Linked DNA regions of Homo sapiens: region 1 is linked to region 2. A link is a contact called in ENCODE Hi-C or POLR2A ChIA-PET data. All regions are on one chromosome and are shown on one strand. The core of a region is the stretch at or near the end of the contact, and the rest is flanking DNA. Distances in the headings are between cores, read along the strand shown.

Region 1 (3,669 bases), core at 458-2,957, 230 kb before region 2:
TGAAGGTGCATGTCTGTGGCCCATGCTGGGTCCTCCAGGCATGGTGGGCTCTGGGAGGGCCATGGCTGAGGAGCCCAAGGAAGCCAGGCCCGTTGCTTTCTCACCTGAGGATTCGTCTCAGAACCATGACACAGTCAAATGAGAACAGAAACCCCACTCTAAGGCCGGGGGCAGTGGCTCAGGCCTGTAATCCCAGCACTTTTTTGGGAGGCCAAGGTGGGTGGATCACTTGAGGTCAGGAGTTCGAGACCAGCCTGGCCAACATGGCAAAACCCCATCTCTACTAAAAATACAAAAAATTAGCTGGGCATGGTGGTGTATGCCTGTAATCCCAGCTACTCGGGAGGCTGAGGCACGAGAATCGCCTAAACCCAGGAGGTGGAGGTTGCAGTGAGCCAAGATTGTGCCACTGCACTCCAACCTGGGTGACAGATCCAGACCCTATCTCAAAAAAAAAAAAAAAAAGAAAAAAGAAAAGAAAGAAATCCCACTTCAAATCTCTACTAGAGGTTGCTTGAAGGTTGCTGGAAGGGAGATGTGAGAGCAGACTTACACCACTCTGCACAGAGAAAAACCCATGAAAAACTTGTGTCTCCCTCAGAGTCATGGTAGTGGCCCCAGCGTCCCTGACACCCCTCCCAAAGTCAACCAGTCAGTCTCTCCCTGTTTCCCTCACCCCCAGATCAGCTCCTTTCTGCCTCATCCTGGGCCTTCATCCTTCTGTTGTCCCCAGACGACCCCACCGCCCCTGGGGATAGACTAGGCTGCATTTTGCTTTTCTTTCTGTTTTTGGGGTCCCTGTCATTCTAAAGTTTGTCCAGCCAATCTGCTTAGGTTTCCACAGTGGGAACACAGACACCTTTTTTTTTTTGAGACGGAGTCTCCCTCCGTCACCCAGGCTGGAGTGCAGTGGTGCAATCTTGGCTCACTGCAACCTCCGCCTCCTGGGTTCAAGTGATTCAGCCTCTTGAATAGCTGCGACTACAGGCTTGTGCCACCACGCACGGCTAATTTTTGTATTTTTAGTAGACATGGGGTTTCACCATGTTGGTCAGGCTGGTCTCGAACTCCTGATCTCAAGTGATCCGGCCACCTCAGCCTCCCAAAGTGTTGGGATTACAGGTGTGAGCCACCGTGCCCGGCCAGATGCTGTTTTTTTATGTTGTCTGGGCAGTCATTTGTGCGCTCCATGAACAGTTGCATGGTCCTTTTTAGCATCAGACTAGAGCTATGATTCCCAGCCCACAGTGACAGAGGCCACCTAGCCACCTTTGCAATGGCAACCACATTGACGATGACAGTCTTCCTTCCTTTTCCTTTGTCTTCAGCTGTGGCAATCAGCGGGACACTGCTCTGACCCCTGGCATTGGTTTTGACAAATACTTGGCTCCTTGTTAGCTTTATTAATAAGATGAAGAGATATTTGACAGCTACATTCTCCCCCTAAAAGAAGAAGGAGTGGCCCACATGGCTTCTGGAGTTCTTGGGAACTGACACAAAACTTGCCTCTTGGTGGAGGCTGGGTTTGCCTCAGGTGGGCCCAGAGGAGACTCCGCAGCTTTAGGAATCACCTCCCTCTCTCTCAGCTGGCTTTTTCTTTTTTCTTTTTTTGACAGAGTCTCGCTCTGTGGCCCAGGCTGGAGTGTGGTGGTGCAATCTCGGCTCGCTGCAACTTCCGCCTCCCAGGTTTACTCGATTCTCTTGCCTCAGCCCTCTGAGTAGCTGAAACTACAGGCGCATGCCACCACGCCTGGCTAATTTTTGTATTTTTAGTATAGACGGGGTTTCACCATGTTGGCCAAGTTGGTCTCAAACTCCTGACCTCAAGTGATCCACCTGCTTCAGCCTCCCAAAGTGCTGGGATTACAGGCATGAGCCACTGCGCCTGACCTTTTTGTATTTTTTTAATAGAGACAGGGTTTCGCCATGTTGCCCAGGCTAGTCTCAAACCCCTGGCCTCAGGTGATCCGCCTGCTGTGGCCTCCCAAAGTGCTGGGATTACAGACATGAGCCACCATGCCCAGTCTCATCTGGCCTTTTAAAACATTTGCAAAACTTTCCTTACCTGCTGTGTTGCACAGTTCTGGCTGAAATATACCTCCCTATAATTTCCACCGAAAGTGGAAAAAAGTCTAGTTCTTCTTTCATATAAAACAATGCAATTATTTAGGCTGTGCAGGATCGGGGTGTCAGGTACTTTTCAGGTCTGAGGTGAGGCCGTGGGCAGGGCAGCTTCTACCCACCTCATCTCAACTCTCCCTTTTCTTGCTCAGTGTCACATGTAGGACCAGTTACATAATTTGTGGGTCTAGTGCAAATGAAAATTCAAAATTATCAGGAATTTCAAGGTGGCGACAGCAAGGCATCAAACCAAGCATGGCAGCTTCTGAGCACAGGGCCCCTGTGACGGCACGGGTCACACATCTATGAAGCTGGCTCTGGTCTCATGACTCATGTGTGTCAGGTCAGGGACTGGGTCTGAGCCTTCTGCCCAGAAAGGTGCTGTAAAAGGTCAGTCACAGAAGCCTTGTAGCAAGCCAGGCAGACACAGGCAGGCAGATGTGGTGCTGGGAACTTGGTTGATGTTTCACCTCCTGGCCCTCAGCTCCCCATCTGTAATATGGGTCATGATACCCCTGTGGTAGGCTGCTGATGACCCCCAAGGATATCAGGCCCTGACCCCTGGAACCTGTGAATGTTGCCCTATATGGTGTCTTAGTTTGTTTGGACTGGGTGCCTTAGAAACAACAAAAATGGGCCGGGCGCGGTGGCTCACGCCTGTAATCCCAGCACTTTGGGAGGCTGAGGCAGGTGGATCACCTGAGGTTGGGAGTTCAAGATCAGCTTGACCAACACAGAGAAACCCCATCTCTACTAAAAACACAAAATTAGCCAGGCATGGTGGCTCATGCCTGTAATCCCAGTTACTCAGCTGGCTGAGGCAGGAGAATCGCTTGAACCCGGGAGGCGGAGGTTTCAATGAGCTGAAATTGTGCCATTGCACTCCAGCCTGGGCAACAAGAATGAGACTCCATCTCAAAAAAAAAAAAAAAAAAGAAACAACAAAAATGTATTTCTCACAGTTCTGGAGTTTGGGAAGTCCAGCATCAAAGCTCCAGCAGCTCCAGTGTCTGGTGAGGCCTACTTCCTCATTTATAGATGGCTGTCTCTCTGCTGTGTCCTCACATGATGGAAAGGACTAGGGAATTCTTTTCTTGCCTTTTTTTTTTTTTTTTCTGTTTTGAGAAGGAGTCTTGCCCTGTCACCCGGGCTGGAGTGCAGTGGCGCGGTCTCGGCTGACCACAACCTTTGCCTCCTGGGTTCAAGTGATTCTCGTGCCTCAGCCTCCCAAGTAACTGAGGCTACAGGCGCGCCACCATGCCAGCTAATTTTTGTATTTTTAGTAGAGATAGGATTTTGCTACGTTGTCCAGGCTGGTCTCAAACTCGTGGCCTCACGTCGATCTGCCCACCTTGGCCACCCAAAGTGCTGGGATTACAGGCGTGAGCCACCGCACCGGGCCTAGGGATTTTCTTATGGTCCCTTTCATAAGGGCACCAGTCCCATTCATGAGGCCTCCACCCTCATGACATAACCACCTCCAAAGGCTCCACCTGCAAGTACTATCACACTGGGGAGTTGGTTCCAACATGTGAATTGTCGCGGGGA
Region 2 (3,391 bases), core at 134-2,633:
CTGGCCTTGTCAAGCTCTGGCTGCTGTCTGTGGGCCAGTGTCCCTTCTTCCCCAGCTCCTGAGAAAGAGGAAGGAGGGGCTGCCTTCTGAGCCAGAAGGGTGGATTTCAAGGCAGATTTTGGGGGAGGGCTCTGTTGACAGGTGTCAGCCTGTTTGTGTTCCTGAGGTAGTTTGAGGGTTGAACGTGCTTCTGCTAGCCAGTTCCATAGCAGGAGACAACAAGTAGCAGTAACCCTCTGTGTTGGGAGATGCAGTGTCAGCAGCCAACCTAGAGCTCACTCAGCCTCTCCCCATTTTTGGAAATGATGGAAGGCTTGAGTTCCCAGGTCAAGGCATATGGGTAGGGCTGGCCCTGCTCTTTTCCCAGGGTCTATCTCGAGCCCTTCTGTAAGCAAGAGGGGCCCTTCCCTGAGCAGCAGGGCTGCAGTTCTTGGCAGTGTGCAAAAAGAAAGCAGGACATACTTGAACTCCAGGTGGGATGCTGCTCCCCTGCTACATGCATTCCAAAGCTGACTTGAGCCAGGAGTGCTGGTGCACACCTGTGGTCCCAGATACTTGGGTTGCAGAGGCAAGAGGATGACTTGAACCCAGGAGTTCTGAGCTATGATCGCACCACCAAACTCCAGCCTGGGTGACAGAGCAAGACTCTCATCTCTAAAAACAACAACAACACCAACAAAACCAAACTGGTTTGAGAGGTCCCACCCTTCTCTCTTGAGCTGGAAGTCCACAGAGCCTCTGCCCTATTTGTGAAGGTGCCCCCGTCCTCCTGGAGAAAGTTGAGGGAAAGTCTGTTTTCATTTTCTCCCGTTGATAATCATGGAGGCACTGGTAGTTCACAGACTTAAACTTCCTTTTGTTTTTTGAGGTCAGAAGTACTAAAAGGTTAGAATGGAGAAGTGTGGCCTAGATCCAGCAGTGCCAGAGGCTAGAGGTGGGCATTGTGTTCCCTCAGTGTGTTCCATCCATACCCTCCACCCGCCTCCTGATCTGCTGCACTGTGAAGTGCCTGCAGACCAGAGGAGCCCCTGGTTACAGAATAAACAGGAAAGCAGAAGGACATTACCAAATTCTGAAGCTGTCACCGCCCCTACGAAAAGAACTGATTGCCACCAAATATCCAAGTACCCCTGGGAGGAACTAAGCCTTAAGCCTAGTAGTGAGTGGGTATTGGTTAATAGCCAGTCAAGAGCCAAAATGGGAATAGGGAAGTGGTATCTAGAGGAGCCTGAGCTTTCCCCTGTGACACAGATCTCCCTGATCCCCTGGTTTCCCTGGAAGGCCTGACATATGGAGAACTCTTTGCTGGCCTTGCCCTGTAGTCTCGGATTGTCAGCCTTGCACATGATCATGACTCATGTTGTGAAAAAGCAGCCCTGTGTGTGCAACTGGTGCCCAGTGATGGGTTTAAAACAAGCTGAGTTTCTGCCCCAGTAGTAAGTGTGCTCTTGGCCTTAGCCAGCTGCTCAGATAACCGCCCTAGGGCCCTCAGTGGTTATGAGCCTCTTGTGCCTGTGTCAGCAAATGTTGCTGAGATCGCATACAGCTTCTAACTTAGCACCCACCAGCCTGAGAACGTCCCATACCCTTGAATGCCTAGTCCCTAATTGGGTTTACTCCAGAGGGTAAAGAATGTGCCCCTGGATTTCTGTCTCACTGTGGTACCCTTTGGGTGGGAAGAAAACAGTTTATTGTCGAAAAGAACAGGAGGAATGACCTTAACAGAAGAAGGCTGCTCAAGGGCAGGGATGTGAACTAGGAGGGGAGTATATGAGTGCTGGAGGGTTGGTTATAGATGTTCTGGGGTCTTCGGGTTGGATAGATGGGCAAATAAATAGGAAACCAGGCCCTCTGATCTCCCCTCCCCATTCTGCTTACTAGTAGGTAGACACCTTCCCCTGCCAAGTCCTCCTCAGTCCCCAGGTCCTTCAGGTCCCTCCTTTGTCTCAGGTCCTGTCTCAGGTCCTTCCTTTGCCTTTGCAGGGACTAGAGGTTGCAGAATGGCAGGTAGTGGTTGACAGGGGAAGAGAAGGGACAGTTATGTTCCTGCTGTCTCTTTATTCACTCCTGTGGCTCAGTGTCAGACTGACATTCCCATAGAAACACCGTTGGATGTCTGGGCATGGTGGCTTATGCCTGTAATCCAGCACTTCGGGAGGCCGAAGTGGAGGAAATCTTGAGCCCAGTAGTTTGAGACCAGACTAGGCAACATAGTAAGACCCTGTCTCTACAAAAAAAAAAAATTATCCAAGCGTGGTAGTGGTACATGCCTATAGTCCCAGCTACTCAGAAGGTTGAGGTGGGAGGATCGCTTCACCCCAGGAGGCTGTGGCTTCAGTGAGCCATGATTGCACCACTGCACTCCAGCCTGAGTGACAGAGCGAAATCCTGTTTCAAAAAAAAAAAGAAAAGAAACACCATTGGAGGTGACAGTATTCCCTGGCTCACCCTTGGAAGTCTCTCTAACTTGGCATGCTCCTGAAGCACAGCATTTGAATGACAGTAGTGGACAAAAAGGACAGGGCAATTGTGCAAGACTTTGGTTACATTCTTAGCCAAGTAGCATTTTATAGGTTGGTAGAGAGGCCAATACCACTTATAACATTGATGCTTTGGAAAAAGGTTCTCCAAATATAGCAAACACCAATTCAAAACTATGCCTTTGAACACTGTCTACTCACGTTTTGTTCGTCATAGACATTATAACCTTTTTAACATCCCCTCCACAAAAAATCAGAGATTACATTCTCTGATTGGTGAATCCTGAAAGCTTATGTTTCTCTGCAGGGAAACAGCTGAAGAGGTCCAGCCAAGTTAGGTATTAAATTCATGCCTGACTAGATGCTACCTCATTTTATGTGGAATATTTAGTTTACATTTAATTTTTAAAAACCTCTTAATTTTATTCTAAATTTTATAAAACTATTGTAACATTCAACTGGAAAAATACTTATGAAAATAACTAAGAGAATTCTGGGAGAAAAAAAAAGGAGAGGGACTTGCCAGATTTAAAAGTATATTATAAAGTTAAAAGTGTATTATAAAGCTAAAATATATTATAAAGCTAAAGTAGTCAAAGCAGTTTGATACTGGTAGAAATTCAGTACAGACTCCAGTGCAGTGGGAATTTAGCACTTAAAGATGGCGGAACAGATTAGTAGGGCAAGTGTTGGTTGCTGAATAAATAGGTCGAGATTGCTGACCAACCATTTGGGGGAAAAATTACACTAGATCCCTAATTTACATCTTACATTAAAATTATGAATGGAATAAATATTTTAAGAAATACATATACATCCACAAATCCAAGCAGAGAAAATATAGATGAATTAATTCTATAATCTTGAGATGAAGTAGGAATTTTTAAACATGATGCCAGTATTCTTATGTT

The links. A loop is a pair of places that touch in the nucleus more often than their neighbours do. ChIA-PET counts read pairs that join two places held with the same protein, here RNA polymerase II (POLR2A). Pooled maps may share reads with other maps.
Region 1: a loop to region 2 is called in a pooled map, with 2.3 times the contacts of the local background. The contact joins two enhancer-like sites. A Hi-C loop is called at or near these places in 2 of 50 pooled maps. POLR2A ChIA-PET finds 5 or more read pairs at or near these places in 2 of 52 experiments (CD4-positive, alpha-beta T cell and CD8-positive, alpha-beta T cell).

What each region holds. Positions count from the first base shown.
Region 1 is chr17:64,402,834-64,406,502 of GRCh38, reverse strand. No RefSeq gene overlaps it. Among named protein-coding and RNA genes, the nearest start is that of PECAM1, 14 kb to the right of the region's middle. RefSeq lists enhancers at 1,536-1,615, 1,726-1,835. Within about 2 kb of position 1,707, at least 6 of the 41 ENCODE cell types and tissues checked have a DNase peak (open chromatin) inside an H3K27ac peak, as active enhancers do.
Region 2 is chr17:64,172,868-64,176,258 of GRCh38, reverse strand. All of the region lies in intron 6 of TEX2 (testis expressed 2), which reads left to right. Among named protein-coding and RNA genes, the nearest start is that of SNORA50C, 28 kb to the right of the region's middle. Within about 2 kb of position 1,383, at least 17 of the 41 ENCODE cell types and tissues checked have a DNase peak (open chromatin) inside an H3K27ac peak, as active enhancers do.